2 separate regions of the Homo sapiens genome follow, and region 2 is linked to region 1. The links are chromatin contacts, found by Hi-C or POLR2A ChIA-PET in ENCODE. All regions are on one chromosome and are shown on one strand. The core of a region is the stretch at or near the end of the contact, and the rest is flanking DNA. Distances in the headings are between cores, read along the strand shown. Region 1 holds the start of ITSN2 (intersectin 2). Region 2 holds the start of UBXN2A (UBX domain protein 2A).

The links. Hi-C counts contacts between places; a loop is a spot of excess contacts on that map. ChIA-PET counts read pairs that join two places held with the same protein, here RNA polymerase II (POLR2A). Pooled maps may share reads with other maps.
Region 2: a loop to region 1 is called in a map of CD8-positive, alpha-beta T cell, with 5 times the contacts of the local background. The contact joins the promoter of UBXN2A here to the promoter of ITSN2 in region 1. A Hi-C loop is called at or near these places in 2 of 168 maps with a recorded cell type or tissue (CD4-positive, alpha-beta T cell and CD8-positive, alpha-beta T cell) and 8 of 50 pooled maps. POLR2A ChIA-PET finds 5 or more read pairs at or near these places in 1 of 52 experiments (GM12878).

What each region holds. Positions count from the first base shown.
Region 1 is chr2:24,356,523-24,363,165 of GRCh38, reverse strand. ITSN2 (intersectin 2) reads left to right here and starts at 2,630. Exons shown (of 40, transcript NM_006277.3): 1 at 2,630-2,862. RefSeq lists an enhancer at 2,197-2,346 and silencers at 2,447-2,746, 2,757-2,806, 2,817-3,216.
Region 2 is chr2:23,936,140-23,942,176 of GRCh38, reverse strand. UBXN2A (UBX domain protein 2A) reads right to left here and starts at 1,714. Exons shown (of 7, transcript NM_181713.4): 1 at 1,529-1,714. RefSeq lists an enhancer at 968-1,077 and silencers at 1,208-1,687, 1,748-1,847, 1,709-1,904.

The DNA.
Region 1 (6,643 bases), core at 1,381-3,880:
TACTCCTTCTCATTCCTTATATCCAACCACCAAATGCTTAATATTGCCCAAATTTATCCCTGAATCACACAGGGTGGGAGGTATGTGTGAGAGAGAAGATAGATAACTGGAGGTGCTTGCATTTTGGGCTGTGATAGAGTAGGACAGGATGGACAAACTGGCCTCAAAGTTCTGAAGGGAACTCTGGGATACAGTTGTTTTAGTACTTGGGATACTGTAGGCATGCATTCAGGACCCTGATTTCCAGCAGAGGTTGTTAGTTTTTTGGTTTATTTTAGGGGGGCTTTAAATTTTTTTTTATTCCTTTATAAGCATCTCTTTCTACAAATTCCATTTTTGTCCTGCCAAGGATTTGGCACCTCCTTTAGAAGGAAAGGAGACTCAGGGTAAATTGCACCAGGTCTAGAACCCGAAAACACAAATGACATTGGTCAAAGGATGGGAGAAAAATGAAGACTAGCTATGTGCCTAACAGGAATAAAAAATAGGTTTTACCTCTCAGACCAACTCTCTGGAGCACTATGTTGTGAAGGATTCTGGGGCTTTGACTCTCAAATATGGGCTCCAAAAGAGCATATCAGTTAACTGGTGAAGGGTGCAATGGGAATGAGGCCACGTGCTCAAGATTGCTATCCTTGGCCTGGGTGGTTTGTTTGCAGATAAGGACAGATTGGCTGGTCCCCAGCAAGTGAGGGGCCTCCTAGACTGATAAAAGAGTCAGGCTTCTCTGTGTCACTGAAGCTCAGGACCTGTCTGTCAGGTCTTGGTCAGGTTCTAATCGAAGAGTTAGGAAAAACACTGAGTGTGAGAGCGGGAAAAGCCTGTTTATCATCATCGATGTTTGGTAAATTCCTCCTAAGCTGGCTGGCCAGTTCAGATAGGCCTGGGTTTGGAGCCATCTCACCTTCACCTGCCTCAACAGGTAAGGAATGAAAGGATGCCAGGGGTTATTTGATCTACACAGATCAAATCAAGGGATATGAGTTTTGGACCCCAGACCAGCCCTCACCCTGCTTCTAAAAGCCAAAATAAATCTTGGGTCTTGGCCGGGCGTGGTGGCTCACGCCAATCCCAGCACTTTGGGAGGATGAGGCGGGTGGATCACCTGAGGTCAGGAGTTTGAGACCAGCCTGGCCAACATGGTGAAACCAGTGTCTACTAAAAATACAAAAATTAGCCGGGCGTGGTGGCAAGTGCCTGTAATCCCAGGTACTTGGAAGGCTGAGGCAGGAGAATTGCTTGAACCTGGGAGGCGGAGGTTGCAGTGAGCACAGATCTCACAGTTGCGCCACTGCACTCCAGCCTGGGCAACGGAGTGAGAGTCTGTCTCAGGAAAAAAAAAAAAAAAAAAAAAAAAAAAAAAAGAAATCTTGGGTCTTATATCCAAAAATCTTGAGTCTTACATTTGGTTACTTTTTTTTTTTTGAGACAGAGTTTCGCTCTTGTCGCCCAGGCTGGAGTACAGTGGTGCAATCTCTGCTCACTGCAACCTCCGCCTCCCAGGTTCAAGCGATTCTCCTGCCTCAGCCTTCCGAGTAGCTGGGACTACAGGCGCCCGCCACCACGCCCAGCTAATTTTTGTATTGTTAGAAGAGGCGGGGTTTCACCATGTTGGCCAGGCTGGTCTCCAACTCCTGACCTCAGATGATCCACCTGCCTCGGCCTCCCAAAGTGCCGGGGTTACAAGCGTGAGCCACTGTGCCAGGCCGACATTTGGTTACGTTCATTAGGAAACACTAACTCCTCCCTCACCCCAATCAAAAGAAAGCCTTTCCCCTTGAAGAAGCTTCTTGTCAAGGGCAAACCTTTGGGGTTTTGGGATACGGTGGCGGCTTGAGTTGAAGTCTGGTCTTTTGTGAGGAGACCAGGAACCGGGAGGGGAGAAAAGAGACAAATTCTGAGTAGGAGCTTCGCCTGTCCCTTGGCGAGGGGTGGGGAGGAAAGTTTAGCTTCGTCGTGCTATGCTCTATGGGGACAGAGTCTTCCTACTGCTCGGCGGAGTGTGACTAGCGTAGAGGGTGCTCCTCGTGGGCGCTCCGCGTGTGTTATGGAGGAGGGCGAGGAATGGTGAATGGATGACCGAGGGTATGGTTAAGTCCTCCAGGTCCCTGAGAAGGGTTCAAGAGGCCTGTAACAGACCCATGGGCAAGGGTGGGATCAACCTCCTTCCCACCTTCCACCCCCCAATTCCCAGAGAATTCGTTCCCCCAGATCAGTGGAGAAAACTTCGGCGAGTGAGAAGGTTCCAGGGAGAACCCCGTGGTGGGTGCAACAGGGATGTGGCAGGCACTGCTTGGGACTTTCCAAAACCCCGGCGTCTGCCGTGGCAGGAAAAGCACCACCCAAGCTCAGCATGTTACCTCGGGGAGGAGGAGCCAGGTGGGTCTGTGCAACTCCAGGAAGGGCTGCCAGGTCTGGGGCTTCGGGGCCTCCCCGAGGGCAGAGAGGAGCGCTTCGGACCCGACCGACTCGGAGCAGACCTTCAGGGTTCAATGCCCCGGAACTCCTGGGGCGAGGAGCCACGCCCGGGCAGTTTCGGGCTCCGGAGGGTGGGGAGTCGGTGCCCGGCAGCGGGCGGGCCGTCAGCTGCCCGGCCCGGCGCCTACCTCCCCGCCCCCCGGCTTCCTGCGGAGGCCGCGGCCGCCATGTTGTTGTGGGGCTGAGGCGGCGCCGGCGGAGCCCTGAGCGGCTGTGACAGGCTACGCAACAGGTTCGCGGGCGGCGGCCTGACGACCAAGCCAGCTGCAGTGGCGGCGACGGCGGCAGAGCAGGGTCTCCCCGCGCCTGCCCGCGCCCAGGCTGCCGGTGCTGAGGGACGCGGAGTCGCGCTGTGACGAGCGGGAGGCGCGGCGAGGGCGCCAGGTGGGTGAAGCCGCTAGCGGGGCTGCAGCAAGGCGCGGGGCAGGTGCGGGCGCCGCGCCCGCTGCCCGGAGGCTCTGCGGGTCGGGCTGAGGCGGCTGTGCGCTCCGCACGATGGGGACGGGTCCTCGGGAGTACGGGCGGCCCCCGAGCTAGGCCCCTGGCGGGCTCGGCCGTGCGGGGCGGAAACCTCCGGCCCCGGGTTCCTTCCTCTGCTGCCGGGCCGGGACAGACGCCGAGGGGGCCTGGGCTGGGCTGCCCCTTCCTTGCGGCCGAGCCCGGGTCCCTGGCCGCGGCCTCGTCTGGCAGGTGGCGGACGCCGGCGAGGGTCGGGGGTGGCGTGGCCCCCTCGCTTTCGGGGTGTGAGCAGAAGAGAGCTCTGGGGGCACCCGCACGCCTCCTCGGGGACCCATTTTATTTTCGCGGAGTTGGTTTTCCTTCCTGGCAAGGGTTGGTGCCGAATGTCAGGTGAGCCGCATCCCGGTGCGTCAAAGTAGCCCGAGTCACGAGAGGACAGTGGGCGGATGCTTGGCGTCTACCGCTCGCGTTCCTCCGGAGTTGGAAATGTTAAATTTACCTTCAGCGTTATTGACTTCCAGAATATACAGGAAGCACCGAGAGATGTAATCTCTCAGGCCAGATAAAGTTTATTTGTGTATTTATTTATTTATTTTTAAAGACGTCTGCATATGCATAGTGAGTGGGTAAACCGAGGCTGAAACTGCAGATGGCTTTGTATTCTATAGAAAGATGCTCCGTTTGGATTTATTAATTATGCGCCTTGTCGCTCTAGAATTACCAATGGCAAGTGTGCTTTATTTGAAACTTGTGTTAATACTGAAATAGGAATATTTTTTGATGGAGCCAACCCCTTTACGATAGGAATTAAGGTTAGCATAGAAATGACTTGCTTTGCTCCATGCTTCTAGTTTGTCTCACTAGTGTTTGCTTGCTTACTCAGAAATAGGCAAGGTGTGACTTGAAATTTTACGTTGTTAGTGAGCTCAGTTTAGGTAGCATAGCTCTTGTAGTTTAAAGCTTCTTAAGCGTTTCGAAAAATTGCCTCTCTCCCTGTGCTGGTTTGCTATATTGTTAATCAGTGATAAAACCTAAAAGCTACCTAGAAACATCGCATAAAACATTTACGCGAATTAATAATGACGTCCTTCCAAATTTAAAGATACTGACAACTCTGATGTGTTTTCCTTTAGCTTTTTTTGGCTGTGCCTGTGACTCTCTTGTAATTTCAAAAGTAAATAAAGTGGATGTATTTTATGTTTTTGAAAACGTGGAAAAAATGTGCATTGCTGCTATTTTGATGTAATATTAATAAGCAGTTGAAAAGCTTGCATTTTTTCACCCTTCCATGCATTGATAACTATTCCCTGTGCCCACCTTTGTAATGAAAGGTAAACTCGTCCAAGAAAACTTGACCTGTACAGAATTACTAAGCAGGGAGTTACCATTGTTCGGTACATCTCAAGGCTAAAATCTTGATCTCTCCTGAATATGAGGAGGTGTGTTAGGCATGTTTTGGGGATTGGATTAATAGTGTTAAAAAATTTGTATTTTCACAAAAATAGCATGTACCCATCACCCAAACTCAGCAGCTTTCAAGAAGCTTTTCTTTTTTTCTTTCTTATTTTAAAAAATCCTTTAACCTTATGTAGTTAGTATATCTTTTTTAAAAAGTAGAAAATCATGTAACCTTAGGATTTTTAGTTTTAATGTAGAGTTTCACAAATTTCCATCTTTAGTAAGACAAAAGGGTCACATATTGGCTGTCTCCTTCAACTATACTTTCTTCAGTATAAAATATGTTTACCATGGTTGTCATTTATCGAGCACGTAACTGCATGTTAGACTCTATGCTAAGTGTTTTACATAATCATTTAAAGCTCACTAAGGCCCTAGGAGTAATTATTATCTTCCCATCAAAAAGGTAAGTGAAATGTTAACCTGAAGTTTGACTACTTTAGGTCTCTGAGCTAGTAAGTACAATAGCCAGGTTTCAAACCAAGATCCTTTTAACTGCAGCACCTGTGCCTTATCTGGTAGAGTCATCTTGGTTCATACATTTAAAAAAGAGTTATCTATGTGCCGGGTGCCCTGGCTCATGCCTGTAATCCCAGCACTTTGGGAGGCCGAGGAGGGCGGATCACCAGGTCAGGAGTTTGAGACTGACCAATAAGGTGAAATCCTGTCTCTACTAAAAAATACAAAAAATTAGCCTGGCATGGTGGCGTGCGCCTGTAGTCCCAGGTACTCAGGAGGCTGAGGCAGGAGAATCGTTGAACCCGGGAGGCGGAGGTTGCAGTGAACCGAGATCGCACCACTGCACTCCAGCCTAGGCGACAGAGTGAGACTCCGTCTCAAACAAAAAAAAGAAAAAAAAAGTTATATGGGCATTCAGTAAAAAATATGTGTTTAGTGAATGAGTGAAAGTACATATTAGTCCATTAAGTAGCATTTTTACATATTGTATTTACTTGTAAAACATTTATATTAACAAGTTCCAGAAATGATTCAGAATAAACGAGTTACATTACCAAAAATGTGATATATTTATTACCATCTAACGGTGCATTTTCTTTTTCTTTTTTTGGATTCAAGTTTTTTTAGTACCTTTTTTATTTATGGAAAAAATTTGTGAAAAAACTGTTTTTGAAGAAAGGCAGACTTTCTTGTGTGCCGATTTTTTTTTATTTCTTACAAAAAAAACAGGATATATGTGCAGAACGTACAGGTTTGTTACATAGGTATACGTGCACCGTGGTGGTTTGCTGCACCTATTCACCCGTCCTCTAAGTCCCCTTCCCTCATTGCCCCCCCACAACAGGTCCTGGTGTGTGTTGTTCCCCTCTGTGTCCATGTGTTCTCAATGTTCAACTCCCACTTATGAGTGAGAACATAGGGTGTTTGATTTTCTGTTCCTGTGTTAGTTTGCTGAGGATGATGGCTTCCAGTTTCGTCCATGTCCCTGCAAAGGACATGATCTCATTCCTTTTTATGGCTGCATAGTATTCCATGGTGTATGTATATCACATTTTCTTTATCCAGTCTATCATTGACGGGCATTTGGGTTGGTTTGGTGTCTTTGCTATTGTAAATAGTGCTGTAGTAAACATACGTGTGCATGTGTCTTTAGAGTAGAATGATTTCTATTCCTTTGGGTATATACCCATTAATGAGATTGCTGGGTCAAATGATATTTCTGGTTCTAGATCCTTGAGGAATTGCCATACTATCTTCCACTATGGTTGAACCAATTTACATTCCCAGCAACAGTGTAAAAGCGTTCCATTTCGCCACAGACTTGCCAGCATCTATTGTTTTCCTGACTTTTTAATAATCACCATTCTGACTGGCATGAAATGGTATCTCATTGTGTTTTTTTTTTTTTGAGACGGAGTCTCACTCTTGTTGCCCAGTCTGGAGTGCAATGGCGCGATCCCAACTCACTGCAACCTCCGCCTCCTGGGTTCAAGTGATTCTTCTGCCTCAGCCTCCTGAGTAGCTGGGATTACAGACGCCTGCCACCACGCCCTGCCAATTTTTGTCTTTTTAGTAGAGACATGTTGGCCAGGCTGGTCTAGAACTCCCAACCTCAGATGAGCCACCCGCCTTGGCCTCCCAAAGTGCTGGGATTACAGGCTTGAGCCACTGCACCCGGCCATCATTGTGGTTTTGATTTGCAGTTCTCTGATGATCAGTGATGTTGAGCCTTTTTTCATGTTTGTTGGCCTCAAAAATGTCTTCTTTTGAGAAGTGTCTATTCATATCC
Region 2 (6,037 bases), core at 465-2,964, 420 kb after region 1:
TTACCTTCTCTCACAAACAACTTACATTCTTTATTTTAGCCTCTGTCTTTGCTTATTGGCATTTATTTGTGTGATTATTTATTTTATTTTACTTTTTGAGATGGAGTCCCGCTCTGTCACCCAGGCTGGAGTGCAGTGGCACCATCTTGGCTCACTGCAACCTCTACCTCTCGCCGGCTCAAGCTATTCTCCTGCCTCAGTTTTTCTGAGTAGCTGGGATTACAGACGCCCCCCATCACGCCCAGCTAATTTCTGTATTTTTAGTAGAGAGAGACGGGGTTTCACCATGTTAGCCAGGCTGGTCTAGAACTGCTGACCTCAGGTGATCTGCCCACCTCAGCCTTTCAAAGTGCTGGGATTACAGGCGTGAGCCATCGCTCCGGGCCCTGATTATTTGCTTAATATCTGTTTTGCCCAATGACACTGTAGAGTCTAAAGGCAGAGTCTGTAATTGTCACTATTGTATCCTTAGCATTCAGTACACAGTAGGTACTAAAATTTTTTTGAATGAAAAAAATTAAATCAAGTGTATGCTAATTATTATACATTATTAAATTAAAATGCAAGTAAAGTACCCTCCACAGTGCCCAGCTGAAAACAACTGCTCAGTAAGTGTGAGCTTCCATTAACACTGGACTGCAGTCAGCCTCATATCATTAGTGTGCTTAACCACTCCCTCCTGCACACATTTTTTACACATTTTTGGACTCCGCCAGTGCCTAGCACTAACATTAGTGTTATAAAAAGATACTCTGTATTCACTGAATTTAATTGCCTTTTAAATAAATCCGACTTTCAGCATATTTAGAAAGAAGACACAACATGAACTTTTAAAGTTTCCCCCCTAAAAACAAACTGCAACCGGCCAGACTTCATACTACCACATTATTTTCTGCATTCGCATCAAAACAAATCAGCAGTTTCCTATCTTTACTTATCTCAAATTACGTACATAGGAACTCAACGCTGGATGCCACACGAACATTCATCATTGCTGACAAGTAATAAACTCTTTTATTACTGGCAGCGAAAAGGAAAAAAAAAAGGCACAAAGAAGAAATTAAGGAAACGTGAAATCAGCGAACACCAGGCCTTCAAAACATCAGAGAAAGTGAGTGGTGGGAGTCGGGTGAAGTCACTAATAGGCATACTTTGTATCACTGGACTGCGATCGTGCAGCGTTCGCCTTTGAAAATAGAAACATTGTGTTGCGCATAACTGTAAGTTTCGGAACGCCCTGCGAGAGAACCAGGAGCTGTGCCTTCAGCTAGCTCGCAAGTCAAGCCGCAGGCGAGTCAGGGGCTCGGGGTCGCCGCTCACCTGGGCTGGGCGGGACCCTGGCTCGGGCTCCGCCGCCGGCGCCCCTTCCCGAGTCGCAAACACGCGGCCCTCCGGAGCGAGACTCCCCCCGACACCGACGATCCGCGGCGGCCAAGCCACAGGCCGCGACCCCTCGGCCCCAGCCGGCAGGCGACCGCCCCGCCCCGCCCTCACCCCGCCGGACGCGGCGCGGCCCCGGGACGCTCACCTCCGGGCACGGCCTCCCGGCCTCGGCCTCACTCAGCTCAGGCACCGCAGGCACCGTTTGGCCGCGGGCTCCGTTTGGCTGGAGCCCTTCAGAGCCGGAGCGCCGCCGCCCCAGACCGCCTCAGGTTCCGCGGCCGCGCCGCTGAGATCCCGCCAGCCTCTCTCGGTCTTCGCCAGGCGCCCAAGCGCGCGCCGACGCCGGCTCCGCGCAGACCCGAGGAGCGCGCGCGGACGCGGGGGCGCGCCGAGGGCGGGGCTTGCCGCGGCCGGGCGCTTCAAGTCCCGGCGGGAACGGCGCTAATGGCCGCCTCCCCTTCCCACCACTGGCCCGGCGGCTAGCTGCCTTCATGGGTAGGGGAGATGCAGGCAGCTCGGTGTGTGCTCACCAGAGAACCCAGAGTGTGCTTACCTGGGTACCTCCTCAGCCTCAGAAACCATGGAGAGACATCCCTGCATTCTGACAATGTTGAACTTGACCTGAGCCCTGTGGACAACGAAGTTGAAGAAACCCCCACCCACCTTTTTTTTTTTTTTTTTTTGAGACTAAATCTCGCTCTTGTCCCCCAGGTTGGAATACAATGGCGCGATCTTGGCTCACCGCAACCTCCGCCTCCCGGATTCGAGCGATTCTCCTGCCTCAGCCTCCGGAGTAGCTGGGATTACAGGCGCCTGCCAGCACGCCCGGCTAATTTTTGTATTTTTAGTAGAGACGGGGTTTCACCATGTTGGCCAGGCTGGTCTTGAACTCCTGACCTCAGGTGATCCGCCCGCCTTGGTCTCCCAATGTGCTGGGATTACAGGCGTGAGCCACCGCGCCCGGCCCCTTTGTGTTCCTAAAAGGACTTACTACACGCAACCGCCCTTCCGCATGTGACTTTGTCAGGACTCAAGGATGCCCCCGTCGTTAGCTGTGACAAGGTCAGGCCCAGACCCTCTAAATTCCAGTTCTTCGCCTCGCAAATAGTTAGCTGACCTGCCTGTACTCACGATGTGGACAAATCCCGGCTGCCTTGACTTGACAGGACTTGAGTGAAGCAGCTCTCCCTGGGCCTCTCTACACGGTGACCGAGCCTCAGCCGCAGCCAGCGAGCAGCCCTCCTCATCCACCGCCTGAAAATAGACGGACCCCAGGGAAACAGTCTCTGTATAGTCTCATCGCTGCCACCTCCAGTCTTCTCCCCACTTCCCCACACCCGGGTCTTTCTAGCCCTGTTCACTCATCTCTGTAAAAGGAAAGCCCTTTTCTGCCTGACCCAGGAGATCGCTGCAGATCTCATGGTTGGAGAGTTCTCCCGGTTGCTGTAGCCTCCCCCAATCCCCACTCTCAGTTGCAATAGTTTCTTTCCCTTTTCTTGGATCTCTTCCACTGAACTCTCTCCTTACGTATATCCAGATTTGTTTTTTATTTTATAGTCCAGCATTCTCCCAATTGCAACAGTCCTTCTTCCTATTGCAATAGTTCTCCACCCTTATTGCAATAGTCCTTTTCCCCCCTGTTGCAATAATCCTTTCCGAATAAAGTCTCGGTTTGCCTAAATCGGGATTTATTTGTAAGTCTTTAGTGCGGGGACTCAGATTGAGATTGATCCTCACCTACAGGCCCATGCCGTTCCCCCCACCACCACCTCCCTCATCTCCTGTTCAGTGATTTTGGGAGCCTGTGGTGAGTTCAAATCTCACTGCTCATGAGACCGTGTCTGTTGAAGCACAATAAGGAGTTAAATTGATCCCATTAGGCAAAGAGACTTTTCTTTGACCATTCTGTGAGAGCTCTTCCGATTTTTTGGTCCCAGCACCATTTAATGAAGAGAGGATTCTTCCCTTGTCAAAAATCAATTGACCATGGATGTATAAATTTATTTCTGTACTCTCAATTCTATTCCATTGATTATGTATCTTATCTTTATGCTAGTACCATACTATTTTGATTACTGTAGCTGTATAGTAGCTGTATACAGCTGTATAGTAGCTGTATAGAAATCAGGAAGTTTGAGTCCTCCAACTTTGCTCCTCTTTTTCAAGATTGTTTTGTCGCTTGCAGTTCTGTATGAATTTTAGCTCAGCTTTTCCATTGCTGTTAAAAAAAAAAAAAAAGGGAGGGGGGGGCCACTGGGATTTTGACAGGGATTGCTTTGAATTGGTAGATCAATTTGAGGAGTATTGATACCTTCAATTTTTTTTTTGAGATGGAGTTTTGCTCTTGTTGCCCAGGCTGGAGTGCAATGGCATGATCTCGGCTCACTATAACCTCCGCCTCCCAGGTTCTAGTGATTCTCCTGCCTCAGCCTCCCAAGTAGCTGGGATTATAGGCATGCACCACCATGCCCAGCTAATTTTTGTATTTTTAGTAGAGACAGGGTTTCACCATGTTGGTCAGGCTGGTCTTGAACTCCCGACCTTAGATGATCCACCCGCCTCGGCCTCCCAAAGTGCCGGTATTACAGGTGTGAGCCAACACACCCAGCCGGAGTATTGATATCTTAACAATACTGGTGCGATGACTCACTTTATATATAAAGTCTTCAAATCCTTAAGCATGAATATTTTTGCATTTATAGTCGTGCGCCACATAACAACCTTTCGGTCCATGACTTACAGCATATGTGATGGTGGTCACATAAGATTATAAGGCCATATTTTTACTGTATCTTTTCTATGTTTAGATACACAAATACCATCATGTTACAATTGTCTACAGTATTCAATACAGTAACATGCTGTCCAGGTTTGTAGCCCGGGAGCAAGGCTATGCCATATTGCCTAGATGTGTAGTACACTATACCATCCAGGTTTGTGTAAGTATACTCTGTGATGTTCACACAACGACGAATTCACTTACACGACACATTTCTCAGAAGGTGCCCCCATGGTTAAGCACTACATGACCATACTTAGACCTTCTTTCATTTCTTTCAGCAGTGTTTTATAGTTTTCCACGTACAAGTCTCGTACCTCTTTGGTTAAATATATTTCAAAGTATTTTATTCTTTTTGATGCTATTGTAAAAGGAGTTGATTTATTTCCTTTTTAGATTTTTTATTGCCAGTATTTGGAAATACCACTGATTTTGTGTGTTGATCTTGTATCTAACAACTTTGCTGAATTCACTTATTAGCTCTAATCATTTGCTAGAGATGGGGTCTCCGTACATTGCCCAGGTTGATATCGAACTCCTGGGATCAAGTAATCCTTCCACCACAGTGTCCTGAGTAGCTAGGACCACAGACGTGTGCCACCATGCCCGACCAATTAAAAAAAAATTTTTTTTGTAGAGATGGAGTTTCACTGTGTTGCCCAGGCTGGTCTCGAACCCCTGGCCTCAAACTATCCTCCTGCTTGGGCCTCCCAAAGCACTGGGATTACAGGTATGAGATACCACACTTGGCCATAGTTTTATTTATTTCTTTCTAATGTGGATGCCTTTTATTTCTTTTTATTGTCTAACTGCTCTAGCTAGAACTTCCAGTACAATGTTGAATAGAAATGAAGAGGCTGGGTGTGGTGGCTTACACCTGTAATCTCAGCACTTTCGGAGGCTGAGGCAGGAGAATTGCTTGAGCCCAGGAATTTGAGACCAACCTGGGGCAACATAGCGAGACTCTATTACTAGACTTAAGAAAAACAGAAAAGAAATGATGAGGCCGGGCACGGTGGCTCATGCCTTTAATCCCAGCCCTTTGGGAGGCTTAGGCAGGTGAATCACTTGAGGCCAGGAGTTCGAGACGAGCCTGGGCAACATGGTGAAACCCCGTCTGTACTAAAAATACAAAAATTAGCCAGGCGTGGTGGCAGGCACCTGTAATCCCAGCTACTCGGGAGGCTGAGGCAGGAGAATTGCTTGAACCCAGGAGGCAGAAGTTGCAGTGAGCCGAGATCACGCCACTGCACTCCAGCCTGGGTGACAGAGCAAGACTCTGTCTCAAAAAATGATGAGAGTGGGCTTCTTTGTCTTGTTCCTAATTTTAGACAAAAAGCTTTCAGTCTCTCTCACCATTGAGTATGATGTTAGGTGTATGTTTTTCTTTTTCTTTGAGACAGAGTCTCTCTCCATCCCCACAGCCCATAGTAATCTCTATTCTACTTTCTTTCTCTCTTTTTTTTTTTGAGGTAGGATTTTCACCAGGTTGCCCAGGCTAGTCTCAAACTCCTGGACTCAAAACAATCCTCCCACCTTGGCCTCCCAAAGTGCTATGATTACAGGTCTGAGCCACCACGCACAGCCTATTCTACTTTCTGTCTCTATGAATTTGCCCATTCTAGATACCTCATATACGTGGACTCCTACAATATTTGTTCTTTTTTGTCCGGCTTATTTCACTTAGCATAATTATTTTCAAGTTCATTCATGTTATAGCATGTGTCAGTATATCATTCCCGTTTATGGTTGAATAAGATTCCATTGTATGTATATATTACATTTTGCTTATCCATTCATATGTTGACGGCCATTTGGGTTGCTTCCACCTTTCTGCTATCTTGAATAATGCTGGTATGGACTTTGGTATACAAG